Regions from separate parts of the Homo sapiens genome. Here regions 1 and 2 are each linked to region 3. The links are chromatin contacts, found by Hi-C or POLR2A ChIA-PET in ENCODE. All regions are on one chromosome and are shown on one strand. Each heading gives the region's core, a stretch centred on a gene start or an enhancer-like site at or near the end of the contact. The rest is flanking DNA. Distances are from core to core; before and after follow the strand shown.

Region 1 (3,353 bases), core at 52-2,551, 120 kb after region 3:
TCTTTTGCTACTATTTTAGTTCATGCCAACATCATCTTTTGCCTGGACTATTACAGTAACCAAGTACCCCCATTTTTTCGAAGAGATCATTTAATTATTTTTTTATTATTTATTTATTTATTTATTTATTTATTTATTTTTTTTGAGATGGAGTCTCGCTGTCTCCCAGGCTGGAGTGCAGTGGCACGATCTCGGCTTACTGCAAGCTCTACCTCCCAGGTTCATGCCATTCTCCTGCCTCAGCCTCCCAAGTAGCTGGGACTACAGGCACCCGCCACCTTGCCCGGCTGTTTTTTTTGTATTTTTAATAGAGACGGGATTTCACCATGTTAGCCAGGATGGTCTCGATCTCCTGACCTCGTGATCCGCCTGCCTTGGCCTCCCAAAGTGCTGAGATTACAGGCATGAGCCACCGCGCCCAGCCCATTTAATTATTTTTTTTTCCCCTCTTTTTTCTCATTCCTCCAGTTCCTTACTTCCCACTTATCCCTTTGGAAATGCAAATATAACCCTTTGCCTTCCCTTCACCATACATTCCCTACAGGGCAAGTTCTTCTAACCATGGGCTCCAAGATTGATCTCTCTTCCAGAGTTAACAATTTACAAACCAAAGCATGCCCACTGTGGAACTCTCACCCACCAGGAGTTTTGCCTCAAGAGATAACAGTCAAAAAGTATGCCTGCTGCTCTCTCCCACCTGGTGAGTTTTTGCCCTAGTCCTGCCCACAAAGGCACCAGCAGTCACCAGCTCAACCAGTCAGTAGATAAGGCACTGAAGCTGGCATAAGGACCCCAATCCCCGGCTTCCTCCCCTGCATGCAATTTCTCTTTAAAAGTGCCCACTTTCTGCTCCAAAAGCAAAGCAGTACACTTAAAGGCAGGCCACCTGTACTTCTTCCCCTAAGATAGCTTTGGAATAAATCACTTTCTTTATACGAGACCTTGCTCTTGTTAATTGGACTCTGCAAGCGGAGAGTGAGGAAACCTGCATTTCGGTTACATTACTAACTAATCAGGTCTCCCTTTCCTGCTCTTGCCTTCCTGCAATCTATTTCCATAGAGCAGCCAAAGTATCCTCTAACAGTTCATCTCACACTGTGCACTCCCCAGCTGGAAGCTTGTCTTTGGCTTTTCCATGCATGTCCTGGCCCCTCCAACCTCCTCTGTCTTCCATTTTACTGTGGACGTGTCAGCTGTCTACCAGCTCCTAGAACACGCCACACACTTTCTCCCACCTCTGAGTCATTTACTTTGCTGGTGCTCTTCCTGGATTGTTCACGATCTTCACATGACTGGCCCCTTCTCTTTGAAGGTTTTATGTCACAGTGTAAATGACACGTTTTTAGAGAGGCTTCTTCTATCTGAGTTGGGTTTTCCCTCCTTCATTGGCCCAGCACCAAGAAGAATTTCTTCACAGAACTATTGTCTATAATTGTTTTATATCTTTGTTTACTGTCTTTCCCATTTTTGGCTTCATGAGGAAGGACATTCTTACTCTTTTTTGTATTTTAATGTCTATCATAGTTCTGAACAATCAACACTTATTTGCCAAATCAGTGAATACACATGCTATAACATTTATGTTTTTCCTTAGGTGTCTGAAAATAGTTTGTCTTCAGGATTTTGTCTTCTAAGGATATGATAACAACAATGATTATTTAAGAAACTTGAATAACAAGATTAGTAATGTTTCTATAATATCTTCTTCTATAGTAAATCTAAAGTGAGGAGCTTGCTTTTTTATATTGTATTTTTCCAGAGACAGCTTCATGAGTCAGAGGTACCTCTCAATATATGACTCACATAAGACAGTGGATTTATACTGTCAGCTGCCTTTTTATACCTTCAGTCATCTAGGTCATTAGGCAGTTTGCATTCTTTTCTCTTGGTTATATAGGTATTAAAGAAACTTGCCCCTTATTATACATTAAAAAAGTGGTAAGCTCCTATTTTTTCTTCTAAGTATATGGATTGGAAAGACTTTTAAAAATGGGTGATCAGAGAAATGAAGGTCAGTTTTTTCCTAATTTTTAATTTTTATGAGTACATAGTTGGTACATATGTTTATGGGGTACATGAGATATTTTGATACAGACCTATAAGGCTTAATAATTACATCAGGGTAAATGGGGCATCTGTCGACTCAAATATTTATCATTTCTTTGTGTTATAAATATTCCAATTATACTTTTAGTTATTTTTTAAATGTACGATGAATTTTTAGTAACTGTAATCACTCTGTTGTGTTATCAAATACTAGATCTTATTCATTCTATCTAACTCTATTTTTGTAACTATTATCCATCCCTACACCCTACCCCCCCACTCCCCTTCCTAGCCTCAGTAACCATTCTTCTACTCTCCATCTCCATGAGTTAAATAGTTTTAATTTTTAGCTCCCACAGATGAGTGAGAACATGTGAAGTTTGTCTTTCTGTGCCTGGCTCATTTCACTTAGCATAATGTCCTCCAGTTCTATCCATGTTGCTGCAAATGACAGGAATTCATCATTTTTTTATGGACGAATAGTACTCTATTGTGTATATGTAGCACATTTTTCTTTATTCATTCATCTGCTGATGGACATTTAGGTTGCTTCCAAATCATAGATACTGTGAACAGTACTGTGATAAACAGGGGAGTGCAGATATCTCTTTGATATACTGATTTCCTTTCTTTGGGGTATATACCTAGCAGTGGGATTGCTGGATCATATGGTAGTTATATTTTTAGTTTTTTGAGGAATCCTCTTACTATTCTCCATATTGGCTATACTAATTTACATTCCCACCAACAGTGTATGAGGGTTCACTTTTCTCCATATCCTCGTCAGCATTTGTTACTGCCTGTCTTTGGATAAAAGCCATTTTAACGGGGTAGAGATGATATTTCACTGTAGTTTTGATTTTTATTTCTCTAATGATCAGTGATGTTGAGCAGAGGTAAGTTATTTTTGTATGGCAACCCCAGACTTCAGAAAAGAAAAAAGCAGTTGTTATTTATAACAACTGTTATCATAGATTTTAATCCCACAATCATCATACTTCCTTGATGATAAAACAGTTTGAAGGAAGAGTATTTGGCGGTGTATATATTTTTAAAGGCATTATGAAATCCTACATAAATTCCCCCAATCGAATTTTTCCATTTAAAGGTTTAAAAAGTGATATATTTTCACTTTTTTGAAAAAGTGCAATTTGAGGCATTCCTGTTCTCATCACCAAGATTTAAGAGATATTAACACTTTGTCATATTTGTGTCATATCATTTTTGAATTTTTTTTTTTTTTTGAGACAGAGTCTTGTTATGTTGTGCAGGCTGGTCTTGAACTCCTGGCCCAAGGCAATTCTCCC
Region 2 (3,122 bases), core at 180-2,679, 94 kb after region 3:
CTTTGAACCCCCACAGTGGAAAGCTCCCCGCTCTGTAGGGGTACGTTTTATCCTAGGATTATCTGTCACAACTGAACAGGCAAAAGACTCCCCCAAAAATGCATTTTTCCGTGTCTGATTTTATCAGTCTGGAATAACCCCATGGGGGGAGAGGGTGAAAAAACTTGGTGCAGACAGTGTGGGATGAAGTTTGGCTTTCTATGTTCCAGCCCCTTCTGAATATTCCTCGGTAATGTGGAGGTTTAAATACGCCTGCTCATACTTCAGCAGATGGCTAGTGAATTGAACCACCTTCCTCATATATATATATATAAATATATATATATACACACACACACACGCACACATACATTTTTAATCTCAACAGTGTAATTCTAAGACAAAAGTCTATAGATGATTAGTGAACATTTAGAGTTGTGATAGAAATCCAATTTGAGCTACCACTAGAACTGATAATAACTAATGTTTATTAACTATATATATATATATATATATATATTTGTGTTGTGCTAAGGGCTTCACATATCTAGTCAAATTCTAATGACAATTTTATTAGTAGGTACTCTTATCATCCTTATTTTATATATACAAAAACTGAAGCACCAAAGGTTTATAGGAAACTTACTCAGGATGTGTGTTTAAGAGTCAGGATTTAAATCCAAGTAGCCTGATTCCAGAGCTGTCAGTTATAATGCCCACCCAGGAGCATTATGCCTTAGGTTGAGCATAATGTGGAGAATTTGACTCATAGGTTTCACGATAAATTGGAACAGCCAAACTATTGGGAAGGGCGGAGTAAAGGTGGACTTCAGGAACAAGTGGAACCAGGAATTCAAATAGCATTCTCTCTGTCTGTCTTTTTTCTCTACTTTTTTCTCAGTAGGTCTGCTTCTGCTCTCATCATAGATAAAGTTCCTCATGATAGGAATATGAACACTTGATGTTAATATTTCCATATTAATGAAATTAACCATCATTAATTTCCATATTATGTTAATATTTCTCTCATTGGAGAGACTGTTTCTTAGCTATGGTTATAAAAATCGGGAGAAATTTCTAGACAGATAACGATATCTGCCTAAGTCTGTGCCCCCTCCCAAAATATCCTACATATGATAGAGAACAAGAAGAAAAATTAAAATGCGTAAAAATGACACCCCCTGCATAACCAGAAAACCAAGGACACCCAAACTTCAAATTAACTAAGTTTTAAAAAAAAGAAGAATGAAATCTCATTGAGCTATCTCTCATACCTTGCCTCAAACCTTTGCTGTGAACAAGAACAGTTTAAAAAGCTGCATGGGAGAGAAAAGAGATGCCAAAGATTAAAGTGAAACTACTGCCACAGAAGTTCACCAGATGGGTGGAAGTACCGAAACAATTTCCAGTTTGGCTCACAAAGGCCCAACTATACACTGTTTATAAGAGACACACCTGAAACAAAATGATTCAGAGGTACTAAAAATCAGTGGGAAGGACTGCAGTTGCCTCACCTTGAGTCAGCTGTTCACTCCTGGGCCACTCAACTGTGGCCAACAGTGCAGAGTGCTTTTTATTTTTAGCTATTCATCTCGCAACTCCCTTCCCTTGCCATTCAGCTATGTCCAAGGTAGTGGACTCATTTTAGAATTTGGGAACTAAATGTTTAAAGCAATGTCTTAAAGAAGAGGGGTTCCACACTCAGAAGAGGGAGGTACTAGGTAGACAATATAAGTATGAAGGTAAACATTTGCTAGAAATTGTTTTTCAGTATTCTCTTTAATATTCTTATTAAATTGATTTTTGTTTTTGAGTAATTTGGGGCATGAGCAATGGTAGTATAGAAAAATTTATTACTAGGTAGTGAAACTAGAATAATGCTGTCTAATAGAAATATGAGAGCCATAAATGCAAGCCATGTAATTTTAAATTTTCTAGTTGCTACATTTAAAAAGTGAAAAATTAATTTTAATAATACATTTTATTTAACCCAACGCACCCCAATTATCATTTAAACATGTAATCAATACACAAAGTATAATGAGATATTTTCTGTTTTTTTTCCTTATTCTTCCAAACCCAGTTTGTATTTACACTTACAGCACATAGCAATTTAGACTAGCCTCATTTCAAGTGTCTAAAGTGATGGACAGCTCAGACCTAGAGAGAGGAACAGTCATTTAGTCATTTTAGCATAATAAATGAAAAATAATACTTGAATCCTAAAATGTGTTTTATTTCTACTTCCCATCGCAGTTAAAGTGTGCCCTATCTAATGCTTTTACTTTGTGTTTTTGTATGTTAATGATACCTATTTTAAATTGGGGCATGTTTATAGCTTGATCTATGGCACCCACAAGCAGTGATGGAGTGGAGAAAGATTGTTTTCTCACCTCCTTTAGATCTCTGTTTAAATATCCTTGTTATAGATGCCTTTTCTGAACATTTGAAACAAAATAGCAACCGCTACTGTTTCTCCTCAGCCTTCTGACAATTTCTGTGCCCTTTATATTGCTTTAGTTTTTTTCCCCATATTTCTTATTACAGCTGATATACCATTTATACTTTTAAAATTGTTTCTTTTTCTACCCCCCCCTTTCCCCTAAATACACCAGAATATGAACTTTGTTGAGGACAAGAACTTTGTGCTGTATTCACTGCTATGTTACCATATCCTAGAACAGTACTGCACATAGAAGATGCTTAGTATTTTCTGAGTGTATGAATGAATGAATTTAAGACCATATGGCATTCACTATTGGTGTATATAATGGAACTCCCATCATCATTCCCCTGAGTGGTCTCCCTTTGGTACTGGCCAACTCTGCCCTACCACACTGCTGTCAGTCAGCTTAAACCTCAGTTCTTCTAGCTAAGACCATGGCAGTAGTCTCATTGTGGTCTCACTGCCTCCAGCCTTCCCGTATAAGCTATTTGATTGCCAGATGAATTTTTTTTTTTTTTAAAAGCATCTCTGAACATGTTGATCCCTTGCTCAGAGTTTTCACTTCCTTCCAGTGGTTTATAGTTCTTCACACTTGCTTTTAGGAGTCTCTGAAATATGCTGTACTTATATCTTGGTCTGTTGCCAACTAGACAGTTTGCCTTTTATTTTTAAAATGCTTTCAGTGCTTTCTCCTCTT
Region 3 (3,520 bases), core at 762-3,261:
ACTTCTGGATTGTTCTGACATCCTAATTATGTCCCTAGGCTGCAAGCTCTTCCCTCCATGCCTGCTTCCTCTTCCATTTCTGCCCCTTTCTTATCTACAGACCTGTTTCTACAGGGAACAGATATTTCAGTCTTTGGGAATTTATCCCTATTCCCTAGCCCCCCAAAAAACCCACCCCTGTGGTCCTGATAGTTTCCTCCCTTGAGAATCTAGATCCCTAAGACACTCCTGCCTCTCGCCTTCTTGGTCCCATCTGGCGGCTCCTTCCTCCTCAGCTTTCCTTGAGTTTAGGGCTGGCCCTTGACCTTAGTGCCTGAAGGATAGAAGGTGGGGACATTTCTCGAAGTTGGTTAGCCTGTTTTCTGGCTCGGGGATCGCCTCCTCTTCTGTAGGGTAATTGTTTCCCATTTTCATTCTTACCCTTCCCACCACCTGTTTATATATGAAGGGTCAAGAATACCTATAGCCCTGAGTCCATCCTCCCTGGCTCCCCAAGAAGGTTAGGCTTGATTCCATGCCAGGCATGTTGAGAAGACTGCAGACATGCTCTGTGTGACAGAGTGCATTTTATGATGCTTCAAAGCAAGGAGGCAAAGATAAAATGATTTCATTTTTCTATTTTCAGCTTTTTTGAGTTGAGGGTTGCTGGCCTATGAACTTGATCACAAGAGCCTTATTTATTTGGAAAAATGTATTCTAAATTCTAAGGACTAGACATGTTAGTGTACTACATTCTAAAATTTTTCTTAAATTGGGGCCTACCTATAGTGTATAGATATTAATGCAGTCATTATATTGTGTTAATAATTGGGACTACAAGCCTTAACCAGAGTCTTAGAATTTTATGAATTTTAATTTATAATTTTATTTTAAGGGTGCCACTAGAAACCTTGTGATTAACTTTAAGGGCTTTTTGGCTGTAATGACTGTAATTAGGATAATTATGCATACTTTCTTTAGCATTGTGTCAACATGATAGTGAGGGCATAAACAGCCAAGAAGCAGTTATAGGTATTCCCTGCTCATTTTGCATTCATCACACATTCATTGAATGTTTTGTACTTATCTCAAATAGTAGAGGATACCAATGGTGTAAGTTTAAGAATTACATGGTTCTTGTCCTCCAGAAACCATGGAGTCCAGCAGGAAGGAAATGACATACTGGTATTTGGCAGGCAGAGATGGAAGTTTGGTTTGAAGAAAACCTTTTGTGCTGATGTTACAGCTGCTGCAGTCACTAGCCACATTCATTGTGCAAAGGCTGGAGGATTCCACAGTCAGCATGGAAGGGACCAATTAGTCATGCGTGGGTTTCATCCTTGCCTCTATAAGAAGTAACATCTCAATAGTCATGGTGGTGTTTTGAATTTAAATAATCACACATTATTTCTTGGTATGTTTTTCAGATCGCCAAATATTGTGGTTTTGTGTCACATGTGCATTATTTGTTAAAACAGGATTATGGTGTGAATGATGGAGCTGTTTTTTTGGGGTGGCGGTGGAGGGTGTTATGTTTAGACTGTCACTCTTGCTAGGCATCCTTTGCCTGACTGTGTGTAAGGTGTGGCAATCTCAGTAGTCACATTGGCCCTCCCATTTCCCGTAGTCTTTGGAAATCTGACCGGCAGCATTGAGAAGTAAGTAAAAGGGGTGCCCTCTCAGATGTCCCTTCCTTTTAAGGAATGATGTGTATCAAATCACAAGATCGGTCGGGGAAGGAGCAGCGTGACACAGGTGTATCTTTTCTGTGGTTTGCGATGAGGCATAAGTGCATAAATTCCAACCAGGAAAGGAAGTGCAGGGAATTCTACTCTCAGGACATCCTTATGGTCCTGACAACTTCTTTGGCAATGTCAGCAGCCCTTGGCATTTTGTCATGCATTCTTCTCCAACTTGAAATTCAGGCTTAGTGCATGCAGTATGCCACAGTCAGGCTTGTGGCTACTCCAGGAGGGGAGCTGTGACTCATTCTTGAGTCACTTGGCCAGCTTTGGTTTCAATTAAGCAAATGAATGAAAACAATTAAAAACAGAAGTTGCCGACTAAGGCTAATAAAAGGGCAGCAGTAATTTTTGTCTACTGTCACTGTTGTTTCTCTAGATTGTCATATCTTTAAAAACTCGGTAAGACAAATCTGTTAGTGTTTGATTTTAGATTTCTTGTTTATAATCTAAAAATCAGACCCAGAATCTGATTTACCTTTTTGGTTCTAATCTAGTTATATTGTAATTCTAACACTATGCACAACTAATTTATATATTAAATATAGAATTTTTCATTGGCTAAATGCACTTTCCTCAAATTTGTAAGAGGTTTTCCACTATTCAAAAGTGTTACATGTTGCATTAAGTCATTGTTGATTATTCAAATTATTTTCAGATTTATTTTCCAAGTACTAAAAAAAATTGTGGGTGTATTTTCAGGATGTTTTATCTATCAATTCATATTTTTGAGCCCCTCCTCTCCCTTCTCAATTCACATTTTAAAAATTATTAGTTCATCAAATCTAGGAACTGTAATAATGTCCTACGTTTACTTTTCTCCCCAAATCATAAAATTTCAGTAAAGTTTCCAAAAGGGGCATAAATGTGTCCTCATCTCTCACACACTGAAAAGCAAAATTCTTCAACTGATGGGGTATTTTCACCTCTTTGATGTCTGTGTGCCTCTGTCATCGGTGTAGTTCAGAGCCTTATCTCCCTTCCATTAGACCATCACCTGATATACCATGGTTTCTTTCATCTCCTTGTCATTGTAATAGGAACACCTTTCCCTTTGCTGGTTAACTCCTATTTCTCTGCAAAATACAGCATAGGTAATGGCCTTGGTTGGCCTGTCTGTTTTTGGTGCCTCTCCTGTGTGCCTCCCTAGCACTTCCCCTTTGTCATGGTGCACACCACTGCACCCTATTGTCCCTTTGCCTCTGCCTACCTTGCTGTGAACTTATTCAGGTCACGGATGGTTTCTTACTCATTTCTGTAACTGCAATGAGTAAGTGAGTGAATGAAATGTTCATCCTCATTCTGATGGGGAAACTTATTTCTAATTTTAGGGACTGAGGACCAAATTTGTGTATTTGTCAGACCTGGCTTTTCATTTTCTCCAACCACTGAACATTTCAGTGCTCGTAACACTGTAGGAGAGAGTAGACCCTGTGGTCTCTGTGCAGTAGGTGCTGCTGCTCCTTTCTTCCTGGAGAATTATATATTTACTTCTTTGATATACCTTATCACTGTGAATTTTATTTGCTGACTGGCAGTGTAAACTCTGGCTTTCTAGAGGTTTATCTTAGGAAGAACTCAATATTTATTCACTTGAATGAAATCAAATAACATTTGGCTTAATTGCTTTAAAATGAAGGAATAATTAGAAGCAACTGCTTTGCTTTGGAGAACTGTAGGAAACTGTAATCTTACAGCTGTAATTGCCCCCAAATGGAGAAGACCTTAGGAATTTATGTTGAAAGTAGAACACTGCCAATTGTTCTCATTGGCAAATTGGCTGATATGAATGTTTGCCA

What was found. Hi-C counts contacts between places; a loop is a spot of excess contacts on that map. ChIA-PET counts read pairs that join two places held with the same protein, here RNA polymerase II (POLR2A). Pooled maps may share reads with other maps.
Region 1: a map of natural killer cell shows a loop between it and region 3 (4-fold over the local background). The contact joins two enhancer-like sites. A Hi-C loop is called at or near these places in 5 of 168 maps with a recorded cell type or tissue (endothelial cell of umbilical vein, heart left ventricle, heart right ventricle and 2 more) and 15 of 50 pooled maps. POLR2A ChIA-PET finds 5 or more read pairs at or near these places in 1 of 52 experiments (OCI-LY7).
Region 2: a loop to region 3 is called in a map of natural killer cell, with 2.5 times the contacts of the local background. The contact joins two enhancer-like sites. A Hi-C loop is called at or near these places in 3 of 168 maps with a recorded cell type or tissue (heart left ventricle, heart right ventricle and natural killer cell) and 4 of 50 pooled maps. POLR2A ChIA-PET finds 5 or more read pairs at or near these places in 4 of 52 experiments (OCI-LY7, activated B cell, activated naive CD4-positive, alpha-beta T cell and 1 more).

What each region holds. Positions count from the first base shown.
Region 1 is chr1:107,819,444-107,822,796 of GRCh38, reverse strand. All of the region lies in intron 2 of VAV3 (vav guanine nucleotide exchange factor 3), which reads left to right. Among named protein-coding and RNA genes, the nearest start is that of MIR7852, 76 kb to the left of the region's middle. Within about 2 kb of position 1,301, at least 2 of the 41 ENCODE cell types and tissues checked have a DNase peak (open chromatin) inside an H3K27ac peak, as active enhancers do; they include natural killer cell, where a contact is called at or near this core.
Region 2 is chr1:107,840,743-107,843,864 of GRCh38, reverse strand. All of the region lies in intron 2 of VAV3 (vav guanine nucleotide exchange factor 3), which reads left to right. Among named protein-coding and RNA genes, the nearest start is that of MIR7852, 55 kb to the left of the region's middle. Within about 2 kb of position 1,429, at least 5 of the 41 ENCODE cell types and tissues checked have a DNase peak (open chromatin) inside an H3K27ac peak, as active enhancers do; they include OCI-LY7 and natural killer cell, where a contact is called at or near this core.
Region 3 is chr1:107,935,067-107,938,586 of GRCh38, reverse strand. All of the region lies in intron 1 of VAV3 (vav guanine nucleotide exchange factor 3), which reads left to right. Among named protein-coding and RNA genes, the nearest start is that of VAV3-AS1, 28 kb to the left of the region's middle. RefSeq lists an enhancer at 1,775-2,311. Within about 2 kb of position 2,011, at least 15 of the 41 ENCODE cell types and tissues checked have a DNase peak (open chromatin) inside an H3K27ac peak, as active enhancers do; they include OCI-LY7 and natural killer cell, where a contact is called at or near this core.